Regions from separate parts of the Homo sapiens genome. Here region 2 is linked to region 1. Evidence: chromatin loops called from intact Hi-C (ENCODE). Cell type or tissue: CD14-positive monocyte. All regions are shown on one strand. Each heading gives the region's core, and the rest is flanking DNA. Links, peaks and the distances in the headings are about the cores only.

Evidence for each region. A loop is a pair of places that touch in the nucleus more often than their neighbours do. Peaks named below come from ENCODE experiments on the same cell type or tissue, not always from the same donor. Only the 100,000 strongest peaks of a DNase experiment are listed, where the experiment ranks them.
Region 2: a loop joins it to region 1, with 5 times the contacts of the local background. A loop is called at or near these places in 8 of 110 quality-filtered maps.

What each region holds. Positions count from the first base shown.
Region 1 is chr9:114,954,027-114,962,588 of GRCh38, forward strand. No RefSeq gene overlaps it. Among named protein-coding and RNA genes, the nearest start is that of TNFSF8, 28 kb to the left of the region's middle. In CD14-positive monocyte, for the core only: no CTCF peak of the experiment used is centred there; DNase peaks (open chromatin) are centred at 1,395, 4,305, 4,665 and 4,965; H3K4me3 peaks cover 5,440 bases; H3K27ac peaks cover 6,399 bases.
Region 2 is chr9:115,001,872-115,010,433 of GRCh38, forward strand. No RefSeq gene overlaps it. Among named protein-coding and RNA genes, the nearest start is that of TNFSF8, 76 kb to the left of the region's middle. In CD14-positive monocyte, for the core only: no CTCF peak of the experiment used is centred there; DNase peaks (open chromatin) are centred at 2,900, 4,970 and 6,900; H3K27ac peaks cover 2,417 bases.

The DNA.
Region 1 (8,562 bases), core at 160-8,159:
TCTGTTTATAGGCAAAAATCTTAAAAGGAAGAAACATATGCCAAATGTTGGTCTCAGTCTTGCGACACATTCTTGTGTTTATGGCATCATCCAGTGACTCAGCGTTGCTTTTTGGATAGGGTACAAATGCTTCATGGTCTCTTTCCTGCTGTCTTTGCAAGTTTGCTCCTGAGGGCTTCTGCAGGCACACTCTCCCCTTCAGCTGATCGTAACGACTTCAGATCCTTTAAGTCCCAACGGAGCTCGCTCTCACACCCAAGCCTTTGCACATGCTGGTCCTTCTACCTGGAGGCCCATTCCCCTAAACTGGCTGACTGGCTAGCTTTCAAGTTCTCAGTTTAAATGTCATCTTCTTAGAACCACCTTCCCTGCAGACTAAAGTAAGCTTATAGTTTATCTACCTCCATTATTCTCTCTCATGGTACCTCGTTTTAGGGCTTCATAATACCTATCATATTTTATAATTTTTGAGATTGAGTATTTTTGGAAATTAACTGCCACTTTATCAAGTTAAAAAACATGCTGAAGGTTTATAATGAAAACAGCAGTGCTCTGCCTATGAATCTCTACCTCACTTGGTCCTGCTCTCCAGAGAAATCACTTGGAACTGTGCTAGCTGTCTCTTCTAATACATGCCTCAGTATTTCTAGCAAATATGCTTATATTGTTATATATTGATTTATTAATATTAGACTTCTACTGATTTTCTGCTATAAAAGGAAAATTTAGATCTTCTATACATCTCTTCATTTCTCCTCTTGCTTTAATATTCATTTCACAATTTTTGGATAAATCCAAATCATTGTTTATGTTTTTATGATTATACAAAAATTATTTGCAGAGTCCAAGTAGTATACTAGGATCATATATTTTCTTGTCCAACTTTATTCTTCCTAAAATTGCCTGTTTACCTCCAGTTGGTGTTGTTTGTTCTACATTTATTTTTATCTTTTTTTCACCCATTCCATCAGATCACTAATTAGTTTTTCCTTTTAAATCAGGCGTTGGCAAACTCTTTCTATAAAAGATCATATAGTAAATATTTTTAGACTTTTTGGTCCAGACAGCCTCTGTTGCAACTACTCAACTCAGCTGTTAAAGTCATGGGCAATATGCAACTGAGCTGCAGACAATATGTAAATGAAGGGGGGCAGCTGGCCATGTTCCAAAAAACCTTTATTTACAAAAGCAGGTGGTAGGCAGGATTTGGTCCACGGACTGCAGTTTGTCAACTCCTAATCAAAATGATAAAATAGACCAGATATTATTTTTTTGTAATGCTTTACTTTCCCAAAGCCCTGTCCTAGAGCCCCCTTGCCTGCGTTGCTATCTGTACTGCTGGTTCTCTTTGTGTCCTACCCTGCTGGCATCCTGGAACTTCCCCCCACTGTTTTCCTGTTTTAGACCCCTTGTTTTTTGGACCTCCGCACTTCCTCTTTCTTGTTTCATTCCTTGGTTTAGCTGGAGGATATTCTCAAGTAACCTCCTAAAAAAGAGGGTGTAAAAGGGAGGTAAATTTTCCGAGTCTTTCTATGTCTGGAAATGTCTATATGTTCCTCTTATGTCTTTTGATAGCTTAGCTAAGTAATGTATTCCAGATAAAATATTTTGTCAGAATTTTGAAGGCTTTCTTCAGTTATTTTCTGACTTCTAGCATTTCTGGCAGATGACTGATTGCCATTCTGATTCCTGTTTGTATATGATCTTGATCTTCTTCTCTCCTTGCCCTCAACCCTTTGTCTGAGAGGTTTTAGGAACATGTCTTTATCCCTGGAGTTCTGAAATGCATGATCATGTACCCTGGCGTGATCATTTTCAATCTCATGTCTCACTTGTGTCCCAGTCTGTGTCTGATGTACGTGAGTCTGGAATTTCTTCAAAAGATTTCTCCAGATGCTAGCTTTCCTATCTTCTGTCTGTGGGGTTGCCATCAGGCTCTGTGGGGCCAAGGGAGGGAATCTACCAATTTAACTCTTCCTGCATTCAAATGTGCGGCCTCATATCTTGCTCCTTGCCTCTGTGGGCATCAGGTCTCTAAGAGCCACACTTTGCAGGTATGTGTAGGGTTCATGAGAATGATTATGTTCAACATTCTCCTCTCCAGGCTTGTTAAGTTGAAGTTTTCTCAACTTTTCAACAAAGTTGATTATTACTCATGTATCTATTCCCTGTCTTTCAAAATTTGATTAAAATTTGTTGTTCATTTATACCTTAAAATAATTTTTGGTTCATTTTATTGGGAGAAGAAAAAGATATAACTGCTTATGACCTATCTGTTGTGTTTAACCAAAGTTCACAATTTGTCTCTATGTATGTGTTTTTTCTTTTTTTTGAAATGAAGTCTCACTCTGTCACCCTGGCTGGAGTGCGGTAGTGCAATCTTGGCTCACTGCAACATCCAGTTCCCAGGTTCAAGCAGTTCTCATGCCTTAACCTCCCAAGTAGCTGAGACTACAGGCACCCACCACCACACCTGAATAATTTTTGTATTTTTAGTAGAAACGGGACTTTGCCATGTTGGCCAGGCTGTCTCGAACTCCTAACCTCAAGTAATCTGGCCTGCCTTGGCCTCCCAGAATGCTGGGATTACAGGCATGAGCAACCACACCCAGCCTATGTATGTGTTTAGTGGTCTAAAGCCTGTCTGCTTTCCTGCTAGGAAGAGGCTGTGTCTGTTTATTCACCCACTGTATCCATCACACCTGGCTCCAAGTGGGTATTCTACACATATTTGACAAATGAGGGACTACATATTGAGTGAAATGGTTTGAGGAAGAGGCCTCAGGTGGGAGCCCAAGGAGACGATGCTGGGAGACACTGATCCTGTTTTATGAAGAGCCTTGAGTACTCAGGGCAAGGAGAGTGAATTTTTTCCTGGTTGGGAGCTTGTTAGTATTTTTTCAGTGGTGGGAGAGGTGGTGATGGTAGGGTATTTTGATCAAAGCAATTTCAGAAATAACTTTTCTGGTTGTGGTATGAAGGCTAGTTTGAAAAGGGTACACATGTAGGAAATAAGATGCTATGAACCGACGAGAGCTTTTGAGAAAGGAAGAGTGGGACTGCAGAAAGTTTAGAGAAGAAAAATCAATAGGACTTTGGTTCTGATTTAATATAGGAGGTTAAAGGTGATTCTCAAAAACGCTTCCATCCAGGCATGGTGGCTGACACCTGTACTCCCAGCTCTTTGGGAGGCCAAGGTGGGCAGATTGCCTGAGCCCAGGAGTTAGAGACCAGCCTGGGCAACATGGTGAAATCCTATCTCTACAAAAAATACTGGTTAAGGACATGGTGGCAGGTGCCTGCAGTCCCAGCTACTTGGGAGGCTGAGGTGGCAAAGTCACTTGAGCCTGGGGAGGTGGAGGCTGCAGTGAGCAGTGATCACACCACTGCACTCCAGCCTGGACAGCAGAGTGAAACCCCATCTCAAAAGCAAAATAGAACAAAACATGATGGTTGTCTTAGCAGAAAGAAAGAATATGAAAGATTTTGGGGGGATGGGGAAGAATAGATAATGGTTTTCATTTGTCATACTTGAGGCAATAAAGGAACGTCCAAGTGGAAATGTTTAGCAGGCAGTTGGCTATATTAGAGGTGGGAAATGAAAACAGGTTAGAGAGTTGTTCTCGCAGAGTAATTCAAGAAGAGAATGACATGAAGAAAGATGATTACTTGCTTAAGGTCATAAAACTGATAATTGGCAGGGCCCACACTGGAAGTCAGATCTGGCTAAACTCATGCCTCATGTTCAACCACAATAGTGTTCTGACTCTACAACTTTGTTGAGATGCAGCCAGAAGAACAGAGACTTAGCACTGGCCTTGGGGAATACTCACATTTAACAAGGCAAATGACTTCTTAAGAATGAAGGTGCAAAATGCAATCGAAAGCTAATGAGGTATGAGGGGAGAATACTGATGCTCCAAGAATGCCCTAAAATCTGGACAGGAGGGTAGGAACTGGTACCTTGGGCCAGGCAGCTTGGCTAGGCCCATTTGGCTTTAGCGAGGGCTGAAGTCTCCCACAGGCGCCTCCTGCTTTCACTCTGAGGACTTCTCCAAGACCATCAGTTGCACTTTCTTTTCATACACTTTCCATTCTGCCCACTGCTATGGTTCAAGCCAGAGAAAACTGTGGCCAAGTAGCAATTCTGAGAACATAAGCACGGCTGACATCCTGCCTGGTTTCTTCCACTCTTGCTCAGCCCAGAGCAGCCTGAGAGAATTTTGGTGAAGTGGTGTTTGGGGATTTTCAGAAGTGCCCTTGCAGGGAAGGGCTCCTGGGCTCTTCTCTGCCCTAGACCCCCTCCCTGTCGCATGCCTTCGGGTTCATGGCATGGGCTGGGGGAGGAAGAGGAAGCAGATGCCATGAGAGTGGGGGCGTGGGCATGTAGGTTGTGAAACAATATGAGAAACCTCCAGAGCCAGCAAAGAAAGTTTTATTTTTGGAATTTGGAATTCAAAGTTTTTCACACTCAACATTTCTGTGACTAGCAGGTGAGATAAAAATCTATGTCATTCCACTGGTTTTCACCTTTGTTTTAAATTATCTGATTTTAAACAGAAATTATTATCAGTCTGATATTGTTTCCTTTTCTAAAATGTGGTTTAATTTCGTAAAGAGCCGAGTAGGACGGCAGAGCTGAATCATAGGAAATGTCAGCATGCAAGCTCTACACCCATGATTACAAAACGGTGTTCTAGTAACCTTGGTGCTCTCCTTGAAAAAGCGTTCCTTAATCCTAGGTTTTTGTTTTCAACTAGGCAAATTTTCTCTTTGTTTGTTCTACCATATGATGTCTTTAATTTCATGCGAGAGAACTAATCATGGATCCTGAGTTTGAATCCTACTTTCTCCTCTTCCTTCCTGGGTAACAGTGGGACAGTTACATAACCTCTGAGCCTTAGTTGTCTCCCTATAAATGCAAATAAGAAGATGGACGACACACACACACACACACACACACACACACACACAGACACACACACACAACTGGCACTTAGTAGGTGCTGAAATCTTCTTACTTCCTATCATTGAACAAGATTGGATAATTTTTTTTTTCTTTTGGCGGTCACTGACTCACCAAAGAAAAAAGAAAAAATATCAATTTACTGTATGTTGTTAAATCAGGAGAGACAATTGTGGGTGTTTGTGTTTTGGATCTTATTTTTAGACATTACAAAAATGTTCCATGCACTGGATTTTGAAATTAAGAATGAGGAAACATTATTTATATCTGAATCATAAATTACAACAAACGAAAATATTACACGTATGATTTCAGTTCTATATTACAGGTATTTAAAGGGAAGGGAGAGAGGGAAAAGGAAGGGAAGGAAAAAAGGGGAGGTAGCAAACATACAAAATTGGCAGAGATATGAAAGACATGGCAAAGGTAAGAGACAGTGGATGTAGGTGCCATTGTTTGCAGATAAATATTTTTGGTTTTCCCCTAATTAATACTTGATCTATGGGTGCTAGAGTTATGTATTTGCTGCTGTAACTTCTCTTTGAAACCCATCTATTCATCCATTCATTTATCTGCCCCCCTTTCATTACTGTTTGATTTAATAAACAACTACTCAATATATCCTTTGTGTTTGGCCCTTTCCTAGGTGCTAGCAAGGCAAGAAATCAAGCCAACCTTGCTTTCCCAGAGCTCATAGTCTTGCAGGAGAGACAGACAAGTAAACAAATAGCAGCAGAGAATAATAAGTGACTGACTTGGATTTGGGGTGGTGGAAAGTCTTCATAGAGGAGGCAATTCTATGCTAAGACAGTGTGGTGGGTAGTTAAGAGCACGGATGTTACAGGCAGATAGATATGGGTTTAATCCTGATTTACTAGTTGTGTGGCCTTGGTCAAGCTGTTTAACCTGAGTCCTCACTTCGTATTTAAAAGGAGGATAAAACACAGAAACATAAAGTTTAGGCAAATTGTGAATAATACACATAAAAGCTTTGTATGTTGCTAGGCACATGATAGACCCTAAAATTGAAACCATGATTTTCATTTCAAGGTACGGGATCTTTAGTTTATTAGAGTCTTAGAGGCACTCTGGGAAAGTTGGATGGGGTTGAGAGAACGTGTCTCTGTGGAAAAAAATGGGTTATGTACTATTACTGACTTTTCAACATTTCTGTTGAAACTTTTTGAAAACTTTTCTGAATCACAGTAGCTTAAGTATCAATGTTGAAACTTTGCTTTGGGGTGCATTCCCCTCTGTATTTCCTAAGGTTGGAAGAAATCAAACCAAGGGTGGGCGATTGACTATCTTTATCGTAGATTACCTCTTGGTTAAAAGACCCTAAAGCATTAACTCCTGAGATTAACTCTAAAGCATTAACTTCCAAAGCTCTTTGGAAGGCCATCAGCAACACCTGCAGTGCAAAGCTGTTGTCAAGCCTGTAATTATGAGTAGCACCAAGGGTACCAAATGGTGACGATATTCTAGATCTGGTTTCACTCTCTTAGCACAGACACTCATATACAGGATGTAGAGAAAGCAAGTAAAACCCTAAGATTAAAATAGAAATGGAAAGTAATCATTTTTTAACAAAGACCACTCTGAAGTTAGCTGTTTCTTCCACAGGAATAACATTAATCACTAGGGGATAGAAGTGTAATTCATATCAACTCATTGGCTCTCCAGTTTATAGTTGTTTCTTCTCATGTAATGGCCCCTGTAACGCAGTGGCCAGATTTCCTCGTTGTCCTTGTGCCCATGGCCACAGTTGATTCTAAGGCAGTTGTTCTCAAACAGGAGTGTGCATCAGAATCTCCTTGTTACAATAGAGTTCTGGATCCCATCACCAGTGTGTCTGACGCAGCAGGTCTAGGGTGGAGCTTGAGAAGTTTCATTTCAATAAGTTCCCAGGTAATGCTGATGCTGCTTATCTAGGGAGTGAGCCTTGAGAACCACTGACCTAGGAGAAGGTAACTGAGCTCTCTGTGTTCTTCCAGTGCACCCACCACCTTCCATCCTCATTCCAACCCCACTTTTCACATGTTTTCCAGGTATATTTTCCATTGGTTACAAATACAATAATTTTAATAAGTACTGGAGGGGAGCTTGTCTACAGCCTGGAGAAGAAAGGGAATCAAAGTGTGAGGGGAACATCAAGGTGTTCTCTAACATCAGAAATCTGTGTGTCAAAACAAGAATAGGAGGTAGATCTTTTCAACCTGCCAATTTTCCCTCCCTCAAAGGAAGACATTTTTAACAATTTTTAAATGTCTGAAAATAGGCAGCTTTTGGTTAAAGATGATATATTAAACAAATTCATTTATCCTTGCACCTTCTTAAATAACAACACAATGCTAGCAGCTAAACTTTTGGCATAGTGTGCAGCATAAACCCTCAAGGACAAAAAGAAGGGTAGAAGGGATGATAAGAATATTGAAAATAAGAAAGCAGATAGGCAACTGTTCCAACTGGCTTCTGTAGACCTGGGAATTCTGAGCTGTAAGCAGCAGAAGCTGGAGAGCGAGGGGATTTGCACACCAGAGCCCCAGAAAAGTTCTGGATTCTGGAACTTCTGAATGAGGTAAAATTGGGCCTAAAAGGAGGAGTGACTGAGAATCTGTATAAAGAGCAAGAGAACTTCTAGGTCCACCCTACCCACTACATCAGGTGATGTCTTCTCCTTTGCCCTGGCATGTAGCTGGAGGTTTACTCTCAGAAGGCAGTGAATCAGAAGAGCTCTGGACTGGTGGACACCAGGCACAGTTGGAAGAAGGGGTACTTTATAGAAAATGGTTGGGGGATTAAATGAAAGTCAACTTATGGAAACTTTACACTTTAGTCTTCTTCCCAACTTGAGCTCCCAGAATGTTGGCCTCCAAGTGTATGCCTTCCAGATTAGTAGCATAATGCTGCGATTTTAGAAGGTACAATCTTCTAACAATCTGTAGCTATTTTCACAAAAAGATTGAGGGAGAATGGAAGGGGTTTGTGGTGCAAGAGAGGCCTGCAGAGGATGTCCAAGCTGAGTTTAAAGTCAGCCATATTTACTGAGCAACTATTCTGTTCCAAATAACAAGCTGTGAGCTCAGATGATTCCCCAATAAGAAAGATTCAGTGTGCCCATCCCTCATTGAATTAGATGGGAAGGTTGGAGGAAGGAACAGTGCATACAGAGGGAGATGGTGGAGAAAAGACATGCTGAGTTTGTGGAACAACAAACAGTTCAGTATTGTTGGCATGGAAAGTATAGATGTGTAGGGAGTATGGGAGGGAGGGAGGGAGGCCTGAAAGATGCTGCTTTGCTTATGTCCCTCTCTTTCTTTGTATGTGTTCTGTCACAATGCATATTATTTTATATGCATCTATTTTGAATCTTCATAAATGTAATCCATTCTCATTTTTAACTTTTTTCATCAACGGCATTTTTTTTTTTTTTAGATGGAGTTTCACTCTTGTCACCCAGGCTGGAGTGCAGTGACACGTTCTTGGTTCACTGCAACATCTGCCTCCCGGGTTCAAGCGATTCTCCCACCTCAGCCTCCCCAGTAGCTGGGATTACAGGCGCCTATCGGGGGAACCCACCCCCAATATTTCAACGT
Region 2 (8,562 bases), core at 158-8,157, 48 kb after region 1:
GCTCAAGTGGTATTAGTCAGGGTTCTCTAGAGAAACAGAACCAATGGGAGATATATATATGAATGAAACAGAATGCATTGAATATTCAGAGAATATTCAGAGAGAGAGGGAGAGAGAGAGAAAGAGAGGGAGATTTGGGTGGAGGAGCTGTTTAATAACTGGCTTGCATGATTATGAAGGCTGGCAAATCCCAAATCTGCAAGGTGGGCCAGCCCACTAGAGACCCAGAGAAGAGTTGATGGTGTACCTCCAGTCTGGAGGCCATTTGCTGGCAGAATTCCTACTTCCTCAAGAGAAGGCAATCTTTTTCTTAAGGCCTTCAACTGATTGGATCACCCACATTATGTAGGGTCATCTGCTTTACTCAAAAATCTACTGATTTAATGTCAATCTTATCTATAAAATAGCTTCACGGCAACATCCAGACATGTTTGACCAAATATCTGGGTACTGTGGCCTAGTTACGTTGACACATAAAATTAGCCATCACAGCAGCCTAGGATTTTATGGAAAGGAGAAGGCAGAGCAGGAGGAAAGAGAGAGGATGGAACCGTCCCGTATTCTAGTTTGTAACTGCCTGGGCACTTGAACAACAAAAGAGAAGTGCTTAAGATAAATGAAGCAGGTATCCAGAACAGAGGGTGGTTCTTGCTTCTACTCTGCTTGGGGAGCTGCCAGGAAAAGCCACTTCACAGGACGCTGCAGTAATATCAGGCAGCTCCCCCAGAGAACATGGCGGTGTAGTGTCTGCCAATCCAAGAAAGTCTCAGCAGTTTAGCTTTCTCAAACTGTTCTTGGTTCCTGTGTGCCATGGACAAGACCTAGAAGCAGCTGAGAGCTTCTAGGGAGTATGATGCTCATTAGAGGGTCTCACCATAGCAGGGCCAAAGTGGCTCTGTAGTGAAGGCTGCACAGACAACAAACCATCTGACCTGAGGCTGAATGGATCCATGGAAAGTCCCCAGAAAGGTCTGGAAGTAGTGTGGCTGAGTTAGCCAGGGAGCACCTGGACTTTGCCCAAAAAGAGACAGCAGACTCCAAGTTTCATCTGCCAAAGACTTCGGTTGCAAACACGCAAACACTAGCAGGGCAGATGCAAATAGGTCAACAGTGTTCCTTCTGACACCAGCATTCAACAGGCTCTGTGACTCAGGGCTCCAACACACAGAAGGCACCAAGGAGAGGAGCTGGTGACGGCCGGAAGAAAAACCATAAAGATTGGACTTTTTTTTTTTTTTTTCTAGAGAGACTAAAAAGTTCCTAAAGGGACTATTTAAAATTATTGGCTCAAACTAAGAATAAACTACACAGAATTCATTTTTTTATTTTTGTCACAAAATTTTTATTTTTGAGACAGGATCTCACTCTTTCACCCAGGCTGGAGTGCAATGCGTTATCGCAGCTCACTACAAGCCTTGATCTGTTGGGCTCAAGTGATCCTCCTGCCTCAGCCTCCCAAGTAGCTGGGACTACAGATGCATGCCACCAAGTCCAGTTATTTTATATTTTTTTATTTTCAGTAGAGAGGAGGTCTTGCCCAGGCTGCTCTCAAACTCCTGGGCTTGAGCAATCCTTCCGACTTGGACTCCCAAAGTGCTGGGATTATAGGCGTGAGCCATCGCACCTGGCCAAACCGTATAGAATTTAAAGTCTACACTTTATCTGCTAACTGAAATGAAGACTTAGATTCATTAGACAAAGCAATATATATCAGAGTTGAAGTGTGGGTACACTTGTGAACTTGTCGCAGTGGTAAGTGGTAAATACAGAAGTTTGAAAATCAGGTCTGTGTAACTTCAAACTGTGCTGTCTCCTGTACAGTGTCATTGCGGTGAACTGACAGTCCCCAAGAGCCTTCATCACCACTGGCTAACCTGCCTCGATCCTGTTCTCTAGCCAGGGCCTTCTGAGGTTTCCTTAAGGTCAACTTAGGCTAACAGGTGAAGGACACTTTCACTTCTTTGTATGACCCACTGCTATACTTTCTAACTTTTATTTTGAGAAACTTATAAAAAATACAGAAGAGCATTCATAATACGATCAATCACACATATTGCCACTATCCAAATTAACAAATGTTAGGATCTTATCATATTTCCTTCTAGCCTTATCGTATTTTCTTCTGATGTTTAAAAACATCAGGAAAACATTGCAGATGAAAATACTGTTTCCTTTGACTATGATCCCTGGACTCATTTTCCTTCTACCTTTCCCAGAAACAACCAGGTTCATAATTTGATGTGGATTCTAGTCCATTAAAAATATATAGCTTTTTGCACACAAATCACACTAATGCATGCATCTATGAAAAATACAAAACATTTTGTGTGTTTCAAATTTAATTAAATGGTATCCAACTGTATATAATTTGATCACTGCATTTTCACTTAATCTTAGCTTTAAAGACTACATGTTAATGATTCTAGTTATTCATCTGCTACATTTTATTTGCTCTCCTTTTGATGGACATTTGATTTTTTTCAATTGCTTATAATTTATAGCTGGAATTCTTGTGGACATCTCTGTATATGTTTCTATGAACATCTGTATGTGTCTACCTTTGGTATGCTTCTGGAATGGGAAAGCCTGGCTTTCTCATACTCGTATGAGGTAGTTATCACACTAGGAGCTCAATAATTTGTGTGTGCCCCTGTCTGTCCACCTAGACACTGAGTTCCTTGAGATCAGGGGCCATGTTTTATTCATCTCTGTATTACCAGTGTCTGACATATGATTTTGAAGTAAATGAATAAACACAAGCAAAAATGAGATGCCTGCATCCCTCCCTCTGTTTCACAAAATAGATTCATCCTCACCCTGGCATGATGAGAGTAAAGGGAATTCCCTTCTGCAACTTACCATGTGCATTACTCACAGGATTGCATTTAATGACCACAAGTTTCTGAGATGTACCACTTTACAAGTGATGAAACTGAGGCTTAGAAAGGTGAAACATTTGGGAAGCTGAGGCAGACAGATCACTCGAGGTCAGGAGGTCGAGACAAGCCTGGCCAACATGTTGAAACCTTGTCTCTACTAAAAATACCAAAAAAAAAAAAAAAAAAAATTAAGCGGGCATGGTGGTGTGCGCCTGTAGTTCCAGCTACTCAGGAGGCTGAGCCAGGAGAATCACTTGAACCCAGGAGGCAGAGGTTGCAGTGAGCCAAGATCATGCCACTGCACTCCAGCCTAGGTGACAGAGTAAGACACGGCCAGTAAGGAGTAAGGGTGAGAAATGAACCCAGACCTGCCCAAATCCAGCACCTATGGCCTCTCCATTCTCATTTGCTCCCTCTCAAACCATCGGACGTGTGCTGTGGAAACATTCTGATCTTTTGCCTTCATAAACATGACATCAGCTTGAACAATTCTCTCCCCTTCGATATAATTTTTTTCCCCTCAGAGTCTGGGGAAATTACCTTCATTAATTATCCCACAGCTTTGACTAATTAACTCACATCCTTCTCTCTTGTGCTTTGAATCTACGTGTTAGAATCCTAAAATGTTAGCAGGATGCTTTGGTATAAGTGAGGCCAACCTCTTCATTTTAGAGATGGAGTGGATGGCACATGGATAAGGAGACAAATTGCATTAGAAGCTGAGTCAGCCCCGGGTCTCCTGGGACTGGGTCTGGTGCCCTGTGATCAGTCTTTTAGATTATCTGATGGAAGTGGCTCTCCTCCGACAGGGAGGAGAACTAGGTAATGTATGGGTTTGCCTTCTCACTGATATTCAGAGTAATAGAGAAGAGACTGAACAAGGATCAGGGTCCGGGAACCAAGGAACATTCTATCAGTGAAATCCAGCTTGGAAAGCACTGGATATAATCTCCAAAGGAGATTCTGAATTTGCTGGACTAAAGTCAGAGGAGAAAGCAGGCTTGACTGCAGAAGGAATATATTAGTCAGGGCAGGCTTACTGCTGTAGCAAACAGCTCCATAAGCTCAATGGCGTACCACTATAAAAATGTATTGTTTGCTCATTGCTTCTGTTGTGTTTGATCTCTGCTCTGTGCAGTTGTTCAGGAGTGCTCTTTCCATCTTTGGACTCTTCCCTCTCCAACACCCAGTACATAAAGTCAGCACCAGCGGGTATAGGAAGCCCATGGTTAGTCCAGGCGAGTCTGGGGCAGAGCTTAGACTAGAGCAGGCATTCCTGGTTTCATGTCCAGTGACTGGTATTTCTACCACACCGTCCTGCCTTTCAACATCTCTGCTCCTCAGGTTGCTCCTCTCTGAAGTGGGAATTATATAGCCTGCTCTGCCCACCCCTAGGGTTGTGAGTTCAGGTGCTAGAATTGTTTTTGTAAATGGGTGCATACTGTGCAAATATAAGGATGGCTGTGGTTTCTTTTTTACATGACATGTAGCCAAGCATCCTGCTTGCCCCTACCTGGGGTCCTTTCCCTTACAGCTTTGAAAGTAGAAGACAAATTTGAGAAACATTCCTCATAAATGGGAAGACAGCTGTAATGTGTCCTGTCAGGACTTAGTCTGTGGCACAGGAAATATCTCCTTTCAGGCGGTGCCGGTGGACCCATGTCGTGTGTGCACTTTGACACTGAGGGTCAGTTCCTACCTTTCCCAGGCCCTCCCACCTTCAGCCATCAAGCTTATATCTTGGGGGTCAGTCATTGACCTTGAACCTTGGCTGCAGCACCATCAGACCCTGGCAGGGTAGTTGGTTGTCTTGAGCATGGAATTTGGAATCCAGTAACTCTGGATTAAACCTTCATTCTAGTGTTTAGTGGCCTCACTTTCCTCATCTATAAATGGGGAGAATAACTTATAAGGTAGTTTTGAAGTCTAAGTGAGCTCATTATGAAAACTGCTTAGCAGACTGACTGTAAATAGACAGCATTCAGGAAAGTTGCGGTTATTTTCATGCCATATCCAATGTGCTAGAGATGAGTTCTGGGTGCTTGCATAATGGTTGAGTCAGACCTGCATCTTGTGGCTTCCCTGTTGGCCCTGTTTCTATGAGCAGCCTTCTGGCTCAGTGTCCCTTTCCTGCCAGTCCCAATTCCTGCCCTGAGCCTTAGTCATCTTAGTTGACGTCTAAAGACTATGTAGCCCTGGTGAGGCCAGAACCTATGCCGCCTCCAGCACTCCCCAACCCTGTCTGCTGGCTTCCCATGGTAGGCTCCATCACCTGACTGCCTGGGTACAGAGGACTGAAATGTAAAGCTTTTCCTGAAGCTGTTCACTGTTTGGCCCACATAGACCTAACTGATTTGGTCTCCTATGGATTTCCTGGTTCTCACTATGTAACCACAGTGAGCTTCTGCCTCAGCTCGTTAGGCCTAAAGAAGAGCCTGAGACAAGGGCTTGGGAGGTGCCCCCAGGATATAGGGGTGAGGGACCAGGAGTGAGGGTAAGACAGGGAGGGAGGAAAAGCCAATATGTGCTATACTTAATTAGTTCCTGCTCTGGGCAACCGTGGATCCCCATGAGGCCCCTTCTGAATTGTCCTGTAGGAGCCTGGGACATTTATCCACTGGTCTTCTCCCTCACTAGCTGACGTTCCACTTTGAAAATATTTCTGGCTCAGATCTGAGTGGGCTTCCCATACTCTTGAGAAAGCCCTAAGGCAGAGAAGTGGAGAGCCTTAGAGGCACATGCTTGCAGGAGAACCTGACCACTGCATCAGCTCTGAAATCAGAGATGATATGAACACAAAAATGTCAGCAGAAGCCGTTTTACTCAGCAAGCTGCTTCCTCGCCAGGCTTTGTGCATGAACTATGCCACGGACCACATTGAAGGTCTAGGATCATGTTGCCTTTTCAGAGAGGTCTTTCTTGACCTCCTATTTGAAGGTGCCTACCTGTGGTTACTCCATCCCAAGCAATTTCATTCCTGTGACCCTTTTCTAGCATCCTAGCTAGTGATGCTTAAAATCTACCAGCCCACATATGTATCTAGGTCTTGGGATAGGTTTAAACAAGACACACACCAGACTTGGGCTGGGGTCATTATGTAAAAAGAGGAACCGGGTGCGGTGGCTCATTCTTGTAATCCCAGCACTTTGGGAGGCCAAGGTGGGTGGATCACCTGAGGTCAGGAGTTCAAGACTAGCCTGGCCAACATGGTGAAACCCTGTCTCTACTAAAAATCCAAAAAAAATTAGCCAGATGTGGTGGCGGGCCCCTGTAATCCCAGGTACGCCGGAGGCTGAGGCAGGAGAATTGCTTGAACCTGGGAGGCAGAGGTTGCAGTGAGCCGAGATTGCACCATTGCACTCCAGCCTGGGTGACAGAGCGAAACTCCATCTCAAAAAAAAAAAAAAAAAAGAAAAGAAAAAAGAGGTATAAGATGCCAATGCCAGTCCAGTTAGCAGGTGTAAAAGGAGTGCTAAAGCTTTGGTTGATTATCAGATGTTAGAGTAGAAGACGTCAAGAGGTGAGGGGAGCAAATCATGAGACGACCAGACAGCTCAGTGTTATTTGCAGACAATGTTGGGCTGATAGGAAGCTCTCTTGGGAATGGAAAAGATGCATCTTCTGGTCCCGGTTTAGGCCTATGTAACAGCGCTTCTCTGTATGGGGTTTTGCTCCCTCAGTGTGGCCATGGAAGGATAGGAGAAGTGACCACTTCCTTACACACCTCAATGAAGATATATGTCCATCTGCTTGCAGTTTGTTTCCAAACTCTGAAGGCAGCGAGATTCTCGGACCTGGAAATAGGCTCTTCTGAGTCTTGCTGCAAAGAAAAATGGCTTCTGTAGACACTTCGTATGCAGCTTTCAGTGGCCCCTGGGATTTGGGAGACTCCAGACTGGAGAACAGCAGGGTATGCCTTCTGTGGACTAGTTTCCAAGCTGCTAGTGAGAGAGCCTTTTCTCCATCAGGCCAGCTCAGCAAGACCTACTCGGCTGAATACAGTGTGAGTCACTCTCCAGACTGTGGTCAGGAGCTGAGGCTGCAGGTTTCCCTTTACAGTGACCTCATAATCCCTGTCTCAATTCCCCCATGCTGCAGAAAAAAAAAAATCTCCATTCTTCAGGAGAAGTCTGCAGAATGATGTGCCTGGCTTGTAGGCAGAGAAGACATTAGGTTGCTTGTCCTTTCATCCTGTAGGTTTGTTTCTCCTTCAAGCAGAATTGCAACATGAAATGATCTCTCTTCTCAGCTTTTTTTCTTGCTGCGGTCAGGTTCTGCAGTTTCTGATGGTGGAATTTCCATGATAGAAGGAAAATGGGATTTACTCCTTATCATTACTGTAGGCATCCAGACTGTGTGGGCTGACTTTTTGCACCATTAACAGTGTATTGATTACGCTCATAGCCATCTTCACAGCTCCAAGATAATGGGGTTCTAAATGAAAGCGCTCCATTTTAATCCTAATTGTATTAAGTGGTGCACGTCCTCAATGATGTAGTTTTAAAATTAACTAACCTCTCTGTGTCACAGTTTCCTTCTTTGTATAATGGAGATTATAATACTACTTGCCTGATATGATTTTTGTGAGGATTAAGTGAGTTTTTACATGAGAAACACTTATAAAAGTGCTGGCATATGCCAGAAACTGTGATAAGTGTTTGATGTTATTATTTTTAGCATCAGCATGCATTTAAAGATGGTGAATCTGAGGAAAAGAAGTCACATATCTTTTTAAAAGTGGTAATCTGTAAGCAATTTCATGTTTTTAATATTCTTCTATAGTACGTTTTTGCAGAAGGACTTGCAATGGTTTATGGATTAAAGAGAAAGCAGTGTTCAATCATTGGGAAGAAAAAGAGAACAGAGACCAGTGGAAGAAACTAGAACAAATTATGCCATAGACATAAATGTGATGATTGGAATAAGTGGCCAATGAGTTCGTCCTTACTTACCCTGCAGCTAAAGAAGCTGGTTGACACATATTTCATTTCCTGATTACAGCATCAAATACATTCATTTTCAGAAATAAATTCTTTGGGGGCTTGGTGGGGCAGATGCCGTAGGAATCTACCACGTGGTTCCCTTAAGTATAAATGACTTTGAATACATTTTATTGTATCTCCTTGTTTAGCTTTACTATGAAGAGCTGTTAAAGATGTGAACCTCTGGAAGATCAAGGACTTTGCCTTATGGAATGCAAATAACCAAAGTAGAAATCATGGTATAAATGAAAGACAAATACAAGTGTTGGCTGCAGAGTGCTATCTCATACTTAGCAGGGATGTACTTAAGTCTTACATTTGCTTCCTTCCCTCTGTCCTCAAACTCCTCCATAAAGCACTTGATCTATCTGTCTGCTCTTCCTCCTAAATTAACTGAGAGCATTTGTATTAGTTCCACTTGTTAAGCAGCCAGTCAAATGGTTATTGATCATTTACTTTGTGTGAAGGATGTCTGTAGAGAGTCAAGGGAGATACAATTTACTGGGCACCAATTATATGCCAGACACAGACTGGGACACTTTATATACACCACTGCATTTGTTGCAATCATATGAAATAGTTATTATTATTTCTGATTTACATATGACAAAATTTGTATCTCAGAGACATTGTGTAATGTGAGCAAAGTCACATGGCTACTTTCATAGCAAAACCAGGACTTCAAACCATCCATCAATTGA